Linked DNA regions of Homo sapiens: region 1 is linked to region 2. The links are chromatin loops, found by intact Hi-C in ENCODE. Cell type or tissue: MCF 10A. All regions are shown on one strand. Each heading gives the region's core, and the rest is flanking DNA. Links, peaks and the distances in the headings are about the cores only.

Region 1 (5,382 bases), core at 275-5,274, 270 kb after region 2:
AATTAGCCGAGCATGGTGGCAGGTGCCTGTAGTCCCAGCTACTCGGGAGGCTGAGGCAGGACAATGGGGTGAACCCGGGAGGCGGAGCTTGCAGTGAGCCGAGGTCGTGCCACTGCACTCCAGCCTGGGTGACAGAGCGAGACTCCATCTCAAAAAAAAAAAAAAAAGCAACCTCTTCCTTCTTGTTTCAGCTCTCATGCTGTAAACAAGTATCCTTTTTGTTGTCTATTTGATGTCATATTCTTCCATGTTTTTGTGCTTTTGTTGATGATTTTACTGTTTGAAAAGGCCCCAAGCACAGTGCTGAAGAGCTGTCTAGTGTTCCTAAGCACAGGACACCTGTGATTTGCCTTACAGAGAAAATATGTGTGTTAAAGAAGCTTCATGCAGGCATGAGTTACAGCATTGTTTGCCATGAGCTCCATGTTAATGAATCAAAGATATACATTAAATAAGGTTTGTTTAAACAGAAACACACTTAACACAAGGTTATGTGGTGATGAGTTGATGAAAATGTTGTGAACAGAGGCTCGCAGGAACCTAACCCTGTATTTCCCCTAGCAGCAGTGGCTCCGTATTCAGCAGTGGCTCCGTATTCAACAGTTCAGTGTTTGTGGAGACTTTCTAGAACATAACTGCAGTTTGAGTATCCCTGATCAGAAATGCTTGGGACCAGAAGTGTTTTGGATCTTGGATTTTTTTTTATGAGTTTGGAATATTTGCATTATATTCCTTACCAATGAGCATTTCCTTTGAGCGTCATGTTGGCGCTCAAAAAACTAAGGATTTTGGAGCATTTCAGATTTTGGATTTTTGGATGAGGGATGCTCAACCTATATCTTGGATAATGAGAATTGACTATATAAAGGGGTGAGGGAGAGGGTTTTATGTAGAGCTCTATACCTATGATACCATATTGGAAAACGTCTACCATATTTGAAGTCGTATGGAGAAGTCTCCATTAAGAGATTATACCTTCAGACAGGTGGCTGCGCTGGGTTGGGAGGTGGATATGGGAGATGAGGGTGCTGACATGAACCAAGGTGGTATGGTCTGAATGTTTGTGTGAATCCTAACCCAAGGTGGGTTAGATTTCAACAGAACTCGAATAGGTCATGATGGAGGAGCCCCCATGATGGGGTTAGTACCCTTATAAAAGAGGCCCCAGAGAGGTGCCTCGCCCTCTCCATGACGTGAGGGTACACCTAGGACATGCCATCTGTGAACCAGAAAGTGGCCTTCCAACAGACACCAAATCTTCTGGTGGCGCCTTCTTTTGGACTTCTAGACTCCAGAACTGTGAGAAGTAAATTTCTGTTGTTTATAAGCCACCCAGGCTGTTGTATTGTTACAGGACCTCAAACAGACTGAGGCTCAAGGCACCAGGGAAACGTGCTGACCGATCGATCTTCAGTACGGTGGATTTATTAGAAAGGGTGCTGCAGTGATGAGCCCTTGTCCTCCAGGTCAGGACAGAGGCCCAGGGAATGCCCTTGCGTGGCCTCTGGTGTGGTTCCTGGTGCTGCCTCGGTCCTCCAGGTTTGACTGTGGATGAACTGCCCCTCTGTCCACACATACATAGAAAAGGACAGTGGGGCCGGGCATGGTGGCTCATGCCTGTAATCCCAGCACTTTGGGAGGCCGAGGCAGGCGGATCACCTGAGGTCAGGGGTTCGAGACCATCCTGGCCAATATAGTGAAGCCCCGTCTCTACTAAATATACAAAAATCAGCTAAGCATGGTGGCATGCACTTGTAGTCCCAGCTACTAGGGAGGCAGGAGAATCGCTTGAACCCGGGAGGCAGAGGTTGCAGTGAGCCGAGATCACGCCATTGCACTCCAGTCTGGCAACAGAGCAAGACTCCGTCTCAAAAAGAAAAGAAAAGGGCAACGGGCAGTGCCCTGGGGCAGGGGAACTGAGGCAAAAGGGTGGGGATTGCAACCCCTCTGCTCTCTCATTTCCCAGAGAAGAAGTGGTCTTGGATATCCAAGGAACGAATGAATTCTCAGGTGCCTGCTCCTCCCAGGCACTTCACACTGGATGTCTTTGAACTTGACGGCAGCCCTCTGAGATACCATTATCTCCATTCTGCTGATGAAGAGCAGGCACAGCGAGGTTACCTGCATTGTCAGAGGACACACAGCTAGTAAGGGGTGGAATTTAAATTCAAACCTGTGACAAGTCAAGATACAATTATCTTTAGTTGGTGGCTGACTGGAAAAACAGATGCAACAGCAGGAAGAAGGGGGGCTGAAGCTGGTGTATTGTCTGAGTGTCTAAAATCATGGTGCGTTTGAAGGGAATGAAGTTGAGTGAGCGATTGCAGGATTCGAGGGCGAGTTAGGGCAGAGCTTCTCAACCTGGGTGCTTTTGCACCTCATGACGTTTGGCAGTGTCTGGATTCATTTTTGGTTGCTGTCATAACAGGGTTGGAACACAGGGGAAGTGCTACTGGCATCTAGTGGGGAGAGGCTGCGGATGCTGTCAAGCCTCCATCGGTGCACAGGACCGGCATCCACAACAAAGAATTATCCAACCCCAAATGTCAATAATGCCAAGCCTGAGAATACCTGATTAAGGGGAAAGCAGGCTCTCGAAGTGGTTTGAGTTGGGAGCATGTTATGGGCTGAAAAGTTACAAACTATATCCAGAAACTTCTATAAAGGTATTTCCTTCTGATGTGCCATCATTCCTGGCTCAAAATTCACTTTTCTTTCTACATTTTCTATATTCAGTAAGATATGACCTGTCTGTGAGCCAGGCCTATTGGTACCTGTTCTGTGGTGAGCAGGCACCAGTAGGTGACAAGGCAGGCAAGAGAGAGTGTCCCTGGACCTAAGAAACCAGGCTGTGGACCCAAAGCCATCTGGAAAAGACTCACGGGATGTGGGACATCACTCAAGGCTCAAGGTCAGCCTGGGGTCCAACAGTAAGGATAAGAACCAGGACAGCAGGTTCCAGAAAGCCAGGTCCCTTCATAGGAGGTCAGCCTGACCTAAACGGACACCATTTTCATTATTGTTATTATTATTATTATTATTATTATTATTATTATTTCTCTAAGCCTTCTTAGCATTTGCAGTGTATCCTGGGGGAACTTGCAGTTTTCAGAGACAGACTCATGAATAAAAATGAGTTGTGTAAATTCCTGTATTGAGAGTATTTGCCAAGTGCTGCAGGGCTCCAGAGGAGGCAACGGGCACCTTGGCCTGGAGAAACAGAGGAGGGTGAAGGTTTCTGGGTGAGTCACTGCTGGAAACTAGAAGGTGAAGGGAGAGTCCAGGCAGAGGGAAGAGCGTGGTGGGAGGTAAAAGGTGCCAGCGGGCAGAGCCAGGCAGGGTAGGCGTGTGCTGTGGGCAGGGCAGGGAGGCGGGAGGTGGGGTGAGGGGAAGACCACAGGGAACTCCCCAGGGAGCAGAGAATTGGGTGCCTCCTGCAAGTGTCCACTGTGGCTTCTAGGGAAAATCTCTCCGAAAGAGGAAAGATGTGCTGTGCTGGCAGGAAGGCGGAGACATTCATTTCCAGTCCCTCTGTGATAGGGTAGGGGTGACCCTGTCTTCAAGAGGTGTGATGAAGCCAGTGTCCCCATTTAGCATCAAAATAGACAAGACAGTTCCTTCATTAAGAAAGCAAATCTTGCTGGCACTAGATACCCTTTACAGAGGGCCAGGCTCTGGGAGCCTCCCTGTCTGGGTTCCCATCCCAGCTTCTGGGGTTCCTCTGTGTGCAGTCTGGGGTAGTTAACTTAATTTCTCTGTACTGCAGTTCCTATCTGTAAAATGAGTAGAATAAGTGTTCCTGCATCATAGGTGTTTTATGAGATTAAATGATTTAGTGCAAATAAAGTGCCTGGAATGGTGCCTAGAATATAGTAAATTCTCAGAGTTAACCAGTGTTATTCTCTTTTTACCATTTAGGGAAGGCAGAGGAAAGGGCTTTAAGAGTGTCATGTTCTAGAGCTGAACTTGTGAACTGGTACCTAGGTGTGCTGCAATTGGCTGACAGGTGCGCATTTTAAAAAATTGAATTTGAATCCTTTGCCTGGAGCTGGCATGATCCATGATTCATCATAGTCCATCCTCCACCCCACCCCCTTGTCCCAAGCCTGTCCAGCAACACACATGCAGTGTCCCCTGCAGTTGGCTCCCTAAACATGAGAGCAGAGGACACTGGCGATTGCATTAAGCGGACAGAAGTTACAGGAGGAACCATTGGCAGGATTAGCCACAGACTGAGTCAGCTGTCATGCCACACACTTGGTGAGAGCCCTGCTTATGAAGCAGCTGTGTATTTCAAATGTTGGGTTCAGCCTAGGAGCTTGTTGATGATCACTTTCTGTGGCAGCAGGTTCTAGGGCCAGGGGGGCACCCTGCCAGCTTCTGTCTCCAGCAGACAAGCTGCATCCAGGTACAACCTTCCTCTCAGCCTGTCAGACGTGCGTCTGCACTGCTAGCACAGCCTCCTCCTTCCTACGCCTCCACCTGACCTGTTCCTATAACTATGAGATTGCCCCTTACAGCCACCCAGTGGTGGACGCTCCAAGGCAGGCAAGAGGAGCAGCCTACTTTCCCTAGCACACACCAGCCTGAAGAGCTGTGCTAGTGGTGGAGTGAGGAAAGAACCCTGGCCCCAGAGGTAAAAGACCTCACTGAAGTGTGACCTTGGTCAGATCACTGAGCCCTGCAGTCCTCTTTGTTGTCTATAACCCCTGGGGTACTGTATTGCTTGCAGCACCTCACTTGATTATTGGGTTGTTAGAGAGAGGCAGTGTGTGTAGAGGTGCCTTATTATTATTATTTTTAATGTTAGATACTCTGCAAATGATGGACATTCAAAATAATTAGCAATGCTGCATTATTTCTTGAAGTGTGGCCAACCATCCACAGCCTGGGCTAGAAAGCAGAAATGGGGATGTTGATTGTGATGAGGGTCCCAAACTGTACTGGGGAGAAGATAGATGGAAGCAAAGAAACTCTATACACAGAGAATTTCAAAGAGTTAGTACCAAAAAAAGACTGTAAAATATCTTAATAACTTTTGTATTGACCATGCATTGAAATGACACTTCAGATATTTTGGATTAAATATTAAATATTATTAAAATTAATTTTGCATGTTTCTACTTTTAAATGTAGCTACTTTATTTTTTTTAACATAGTAGAAAATGTACAGCGTATTTTACTTTAGACCAGCTACATTGCAAGTGCTCACTAGTCACATGTGGCTGTCATTGGACAACACAGCTGTAGCCATGTACCAATTGCATTCTGTACGTGCCATTGGGCTTCGAGACTTTTTCCTCCTTCTCCTTGGAGTAGCCTCAACTCTATCGGGGAATCCACGTTGGGCACCAGATATCGGGGAATCTGCCCCGATATTCA
Region 2 (5,382 bases), core at 327-5,326:
CACAGTGACCCAGTGACACGGGCACAATTATTATCCCAATATTGTATCCTAATATGAGAAGTTGAGACACTGAATTTAAATAACTTGTCCAAGTTACACTGCTAGTGAAACTGCTAGTCCATTGATGAATTTCTACTCATCCTTCAAATTGCAGCTCATTCAATACCTCTTAGGAAGATCTTTAATTACCCCCAAACAGCTTGAGATACACCTTTCTCTATATTTCTATACATGTGCTACTTTGTGCTTCTTTATTATTAGCAGTTACCATATTGCATTATCATTCTTGCTTTATTGCATTGCTCTCTGTAGACTGTGATTATCTCCAGGGCAGCGACTCTTATTGTATAGAAGTTATATTATAGACCTTTATATCCAGAGTAAGTGGATTACCGTGTAGCAGATGCCCAGTAAATGTACAGATGATGAATGAAAACATGAATGAACAAATAAATAGGACCAACCCATGATCTGCCTTTCAACTATTTTAAATCACCTATTCTAATCATAGATGTATCAGGGTTTGATTTTTAAAAACAGAATCAAAATGAGTAATACAGAATGAGAGAATGAGAGATTTACTATTATGAGAATTAGACCTTAAAAAACTGTGAAAACTTATTAAGCAGTCTATGTAAAGCTATTTCTTCTATATTTGAGGTTAGAGCTGAAGTCAACAGTGGAATAAATCAGAAAGAAAAGATGGACACGAAACAGAGGAAGCAAGGACAAACTGGAACCCATGAGAATGAATCTGGACATACTTTTGTTTCCAACCTCAATGATGCAGGTCATACTGGTGCCTTTTACCAGGGAGTTGTATGTATACCTTGGCCAAGATTCAGAGAAGTTGACGAAGGAAATCCTGCACAAGCTGAAGGAGAGGTAGGCTTGGCAGCGGCACTATGCCAAGATCATGAGTGACGACAGTGCCTAATGATATGACTCTTAACTTCCAAAACTGGGACATATTTCTGTCTTGGCCAACCCCAACCAGGGCTCACTGAACAGGGAAGGGAATTCCAGAAAATGTAGTTCTAGCTTAGCCAGGTCGACACTGCACAAAGCCACCACAAGAAATATACTATCAGTAGCCCACCTGAAGTGAGACCTGAGACTCATTTTGAAATTTAAGTTTTCATCTGTTAGTGCCCATCCAAATGAGGAAGAAGAAAATGGAAAAAAGGATCCATAGAATGAAGTCACCAAGATGGGTGTAGTAGATTGTATTATTGGCTCCAATTTCTCATCCCTCTCTGCTTTCACAGCTTTAATGGCCTCATTGTGGGCAGGTTGTATTTTCGTGAGCCTTGACTTTGGGCTTGGCCATGACATTTACATCAGCCAATAACACAGTGAATGGTTTCGAGCCTAGTCCTTAAGAGGATGCACATGTTTCACCCACCTTCTGGCTCTTTTGCCATCTCTGGGAGAACATGCCCAGGATAGCCTGCTGGTCCTAGGAGAAGTATCAGAAGCACGTGGAGCAGAGCCACACCAGCCCTGTTGCAGATCCATGAGCAATGACAATTCATGGTTGTTTTAAGCTCTGTGCTTTGGAGTTGTTTGTTACACAACAATAATTAATATAACTCAAAGCAGACAGAGGAAGGGACTAGTTGGAGGCCTCGCTCTGAACAGCCAAAGCTTAGCATTTGCAGAAGTATCAGTAACAACAGTTCTGTGTCTAAGCCTTTGCAATTGGTTTTTGTGCGATGAGCCATGTGGAGTAGGAAGTGCAGTTCTTGGGGGAATGAAAGTATCTCTGTCGTGGGCCATCTCTAGACACTGGTGACTGCACAGCTGCTGCATAAGCAGCTTCTTCTGATGGCTCCCCATCACCTCCAGGATAAATGTCAAATGCCTCAAAGAACGTGTAAGATTCTTTTATGACCTGGCCTCCTCTTATCTTCAGAGACCTCTCTGTAGCCCCCCCTATTGTTAATCCTCTTTCACACCATAGAGTTCTCCTTGCCTGGAATGTTCTCGCTGTTCTACCTAGCAAGCTACTGCTTGTTCTTCAGAAGCTACCACAGATGTGCCATTTTATCTGCAGATTGCCCACTCTTTAACTACTTCAAGCCCCCTAACCCACCCTTGGGCAGAGTTATGGCTCCTCCAAGTACTGTCTTGGCTGTGTTGCTGCCTCCTCTATTAAATTATGACCTCTTGTAGGCAGGAACTATACCTCCTTCACTGCTACATCCTGTAGCATTTAACCAAGGAGCCTGGCCCTCCCCTGGAAAGGTAAGCAGTAGATCATAGCTATTGAGATTCAGCTGCTAAGATACTTTTCTAGAGGACAAAAGATTTTCTCTACTGAGGCAGATACTGTTATCAGAAAAGGTGACCTACTAGGGTTTTGTTGATAGTCACTGGATGCCAAGGCAGAGATATGGAGTTCTCACTTCTTTTTAGAAAGGAGGTCAGCTGAGAATAAGAGAAGATTCTGAAACTTAAAATATACCTAAAAATCTCAAACATATAAGATGACTAAATTCCTATCTAATGAAAAAATAGCTTAACAGCACCCTATGTTAAATGGGCCACTTAAATAGATGCTGACAAGAAATGTGCTTATCAAGGCTTTCACTTGGTTTCAGATCCTTCTCTTTCAAATATCTATTTTATTCTTTTTCCAGAATTCTGACTCATTTCCCAAACACTGCTCCTTAAGCTTTCAACCCTTAAAAAAGCTGAAGCAATGTTTTTTTCCTTCCTAAATTGACATTAGAGTAGTCAAAGCAACGTTTTGGCAAGAAAGCATTGGGGCCATCTCTTCTTTCAGTTTCGGATTTGGCAGAAGGAAGTGCTGTCTCTCCTTGAGCTTCAGGCTCTTGCCCTTATCTAGGCTTAATCATCTCCCACTTCAAGGGGCAGCCTTACACCATATCCAGAAGTGTCAATTCTCTGAGCTCTCTGAAAGTCACACATCCACTTGGTGTTTGAATAGGCACTACCAACAGAGGGCGCCAGACGGAGACTGTGCGGCTGCAAGAGAGATGAGTAACTTGCTCCTTTGTTTCCTTCCAGCTTGTGACAGTCTCCTTCACCTTGCTATCTTCCCCTCCGCAGCAGCGGTTTCTTCCTGTGGCAACAGCTGAAACTAGTTTTTTCACTATTTGCAAAAAGCAGCTGATTGCTCTCTTCCAGCCCCATAGAGCCCAGCTGCAACCAAGCAACAAGGCCCCTGAAGGATCTGAGTTTCAATTCACAGGATTCCTCCTCGGAGTTTCTACGTTTAAAAAAACTTAAGATCTTCCCTTTGTTCCTCCAACCCTGGAGGAGGTTGCCACTTCTGCTGTTCTGACACCTTGAAACCTTTGTCTTTTTTTTTTACCCTCACTTAACTAGATAACTATTTCATACCCAGATAATAATTCTTTTATTTTTATTCTTTAAGTTCTGGGGTACATGTGCAGAACGTGCAGGTTTGCTACATAGGTATACACATGCCATGGTGTTTTGCTGCACCCATCAACCCGTCACCTACATTAGGTATTTCTCCTAATGCTATTCCTCCCCTAGCTCCCCACCCCTTGACAGGCCCCGGTGTATGATATTCCCCTCCCTGTGTCCGTGTGTTATCATTGTTCAACTCCCACTTATAAGTGAGAACGTGCAGTGTTTGGTTTTCTGTTCCTGTGTTAGTTTGCTGAGAATGATGGTTTCCAGCTTTATCCATGTCCCTGCAAAGGACATGAACTCATCCTTTTTTAGGGCTGCATAGTATTCCATGGTGTATGTTCCAAATCGTGAGTGAACTCCCATTCACAATTGCTACAAAGAGAATAAAATACCTAGGAATACAATTTACAAGGGATCTGAAGGACCTCTTCGAGGGGAACTACAAACCAGTACCCAGGAAATAAGAGAGGACACAAACAAATGGAAAAACATTCCATGCTCATGGATAGGAAGAATCAATATCGTGAAAATGGCCATACTGCCCAAAGTAATTTACAGATTCAATGTTACCCCCTTCAAGCTACCATTGACTTTTTTCACAGAATTAGATATAATTCTTGATGTTAAATTCTCTCTGTTAAAATAACTGGTGTGCTTTTTGTCTCCTTATTATACGCTGACTGACACAGGTTGAAGTCTGAAAATATTTCAGCTGCCTGTTGTCTCCACTATAGGGCTTCATAGGGTACCAATGTCCTTGTTAGGATGCTCTGACTGGCAGGACCCCTGGGCTTTCCTGCAGAGCCCTGCATCACTCCTCTTGTAGTGTTTTCATACTCCTCACCCAGTGTCTTAGCTCAAACTGCTACAGAAATATATCATGGCCTGGATGATTTAAACAACAGAAATGTATTTCTCACACTTCTGGAGGCTGGTACTACAAGATTTGGTTTCTTGAGAGGTGAGAGCTCACTTCCTCAAGACTTCCTTACTGTATCCTCACATGGTAGAGAGAAAAAGAGCCAGCAAACTCTCTTTTATCTCTTCTTATAAGAACACTGATTCCATCATGGAGTTTCCACCCTTATGACCCCATCTAAACCTAATTATCTCCCAAAGGCCCCATTTCCAAACAGCATCGCACTGAGAGTTGGGGCTTCAACATAGGGGGTGGTGCATAATTCAGCCCATAGCACTCAGTCACCACTCAGCCCCGATTCTGCCTCTGGAAGTTCCATGCTCAAGTACCCAACACCTGCCCTTGTATCATAGTTCACAGCCTAGGCTTCTGCTCTGGTCTTCCTCAAGATTTTCCAAACCCCTAAGCCTATGTTAACTATATTAACAACTGGTTCTCGTAGGGGGAAAAGTTCTGTTTTGAAGCTTTTCCAAATTTCTGTGGTGTGTTAATACTCCTACCTTGGTCAATTTCACTGAAGACAGAATTGGGTAGAGATGCGCAGTAGCAGTATAATATATTTATATATTGTAAGATATATTCATTACATACGTTATATATTAGTTATATATATTATATATTAGTTATATATAATATATATTAGTTTTGCCTTATAGTTAAAATAGACGTACGGAATCTCAAGAGCACAGATAATGGAAAAATATAGTAAAATAACTAAAAATGGTGAGTTTTGAGTATTTTTCTCTATTTTTACTAATTTATTTAATTGCATGTTTATTTACTTTGAGTTTTAATGGTTTTGTTTAACAACCAGATCACAGAATTTATAAAAAATAACAACTGGCTCTTACCAGCCAATAAAAGCAAGTTCACCTAGACCACTGGTCAGAGCTGCACCCACAAAGTGTCCCCATTCCCTTGTGTATCTGTGGAACTCTGGGTCTACACAGAGCAAACACAATGTGAAAAACACATCCCTGGGGTCCAGTGAATCCAGGTTATTATTCTACTTCATCCCGTCACCACAGCCACACATCTCAGAAGTCAGTCAGTGA

Evidence for each region. Peaks named below come from ENCODE experiments on the same cell type or tissue, not always from the same donor. Only the 100,000 strongest peaks of a DNase experiment are listed, where the experiment ranks them.
Region 1: it touches region 2 in a loop (3-fold over the local background); 5 of 110 quality-filtered maps call a loop at or near these places.

The regions. Positions count from the first base shown.
Region 1 is chr15:91,971,244-91,976,625 of GRCh38, forward strand. The region is part of intron 2 of SLCO3A1 (solute carrier organic anion transporter family member 3A1); the gene reads left to right. Among named protein-coding and RNA genes, the nearest start is that of SLCO3A1, 120 kb to the left of the region's middle. RefSeq lists enhancers at 2,845-3,345, 3,346-3,846. In MCF 10A, for the core only: a CTCF peak has its summit at 2,462 (motif pointing left); DNase peaks (open chromatin) are centred at 2,418 and 3,258.
Region 2 is chr15:91,703,654-91,709,035 of GRCh38, forward strand. No RefSeq gene overlaps it. Among named protein-coding and RNA genes, the nearest start is that of SLCO3A1, 150 kb to the right of the region's middle. In MCF 10A, for the core only: CTCF peaks have their summits at 2,961 (motif pointing right) and 3,164; DNase peaks (open chromatin) are centred at 888 and 2,978.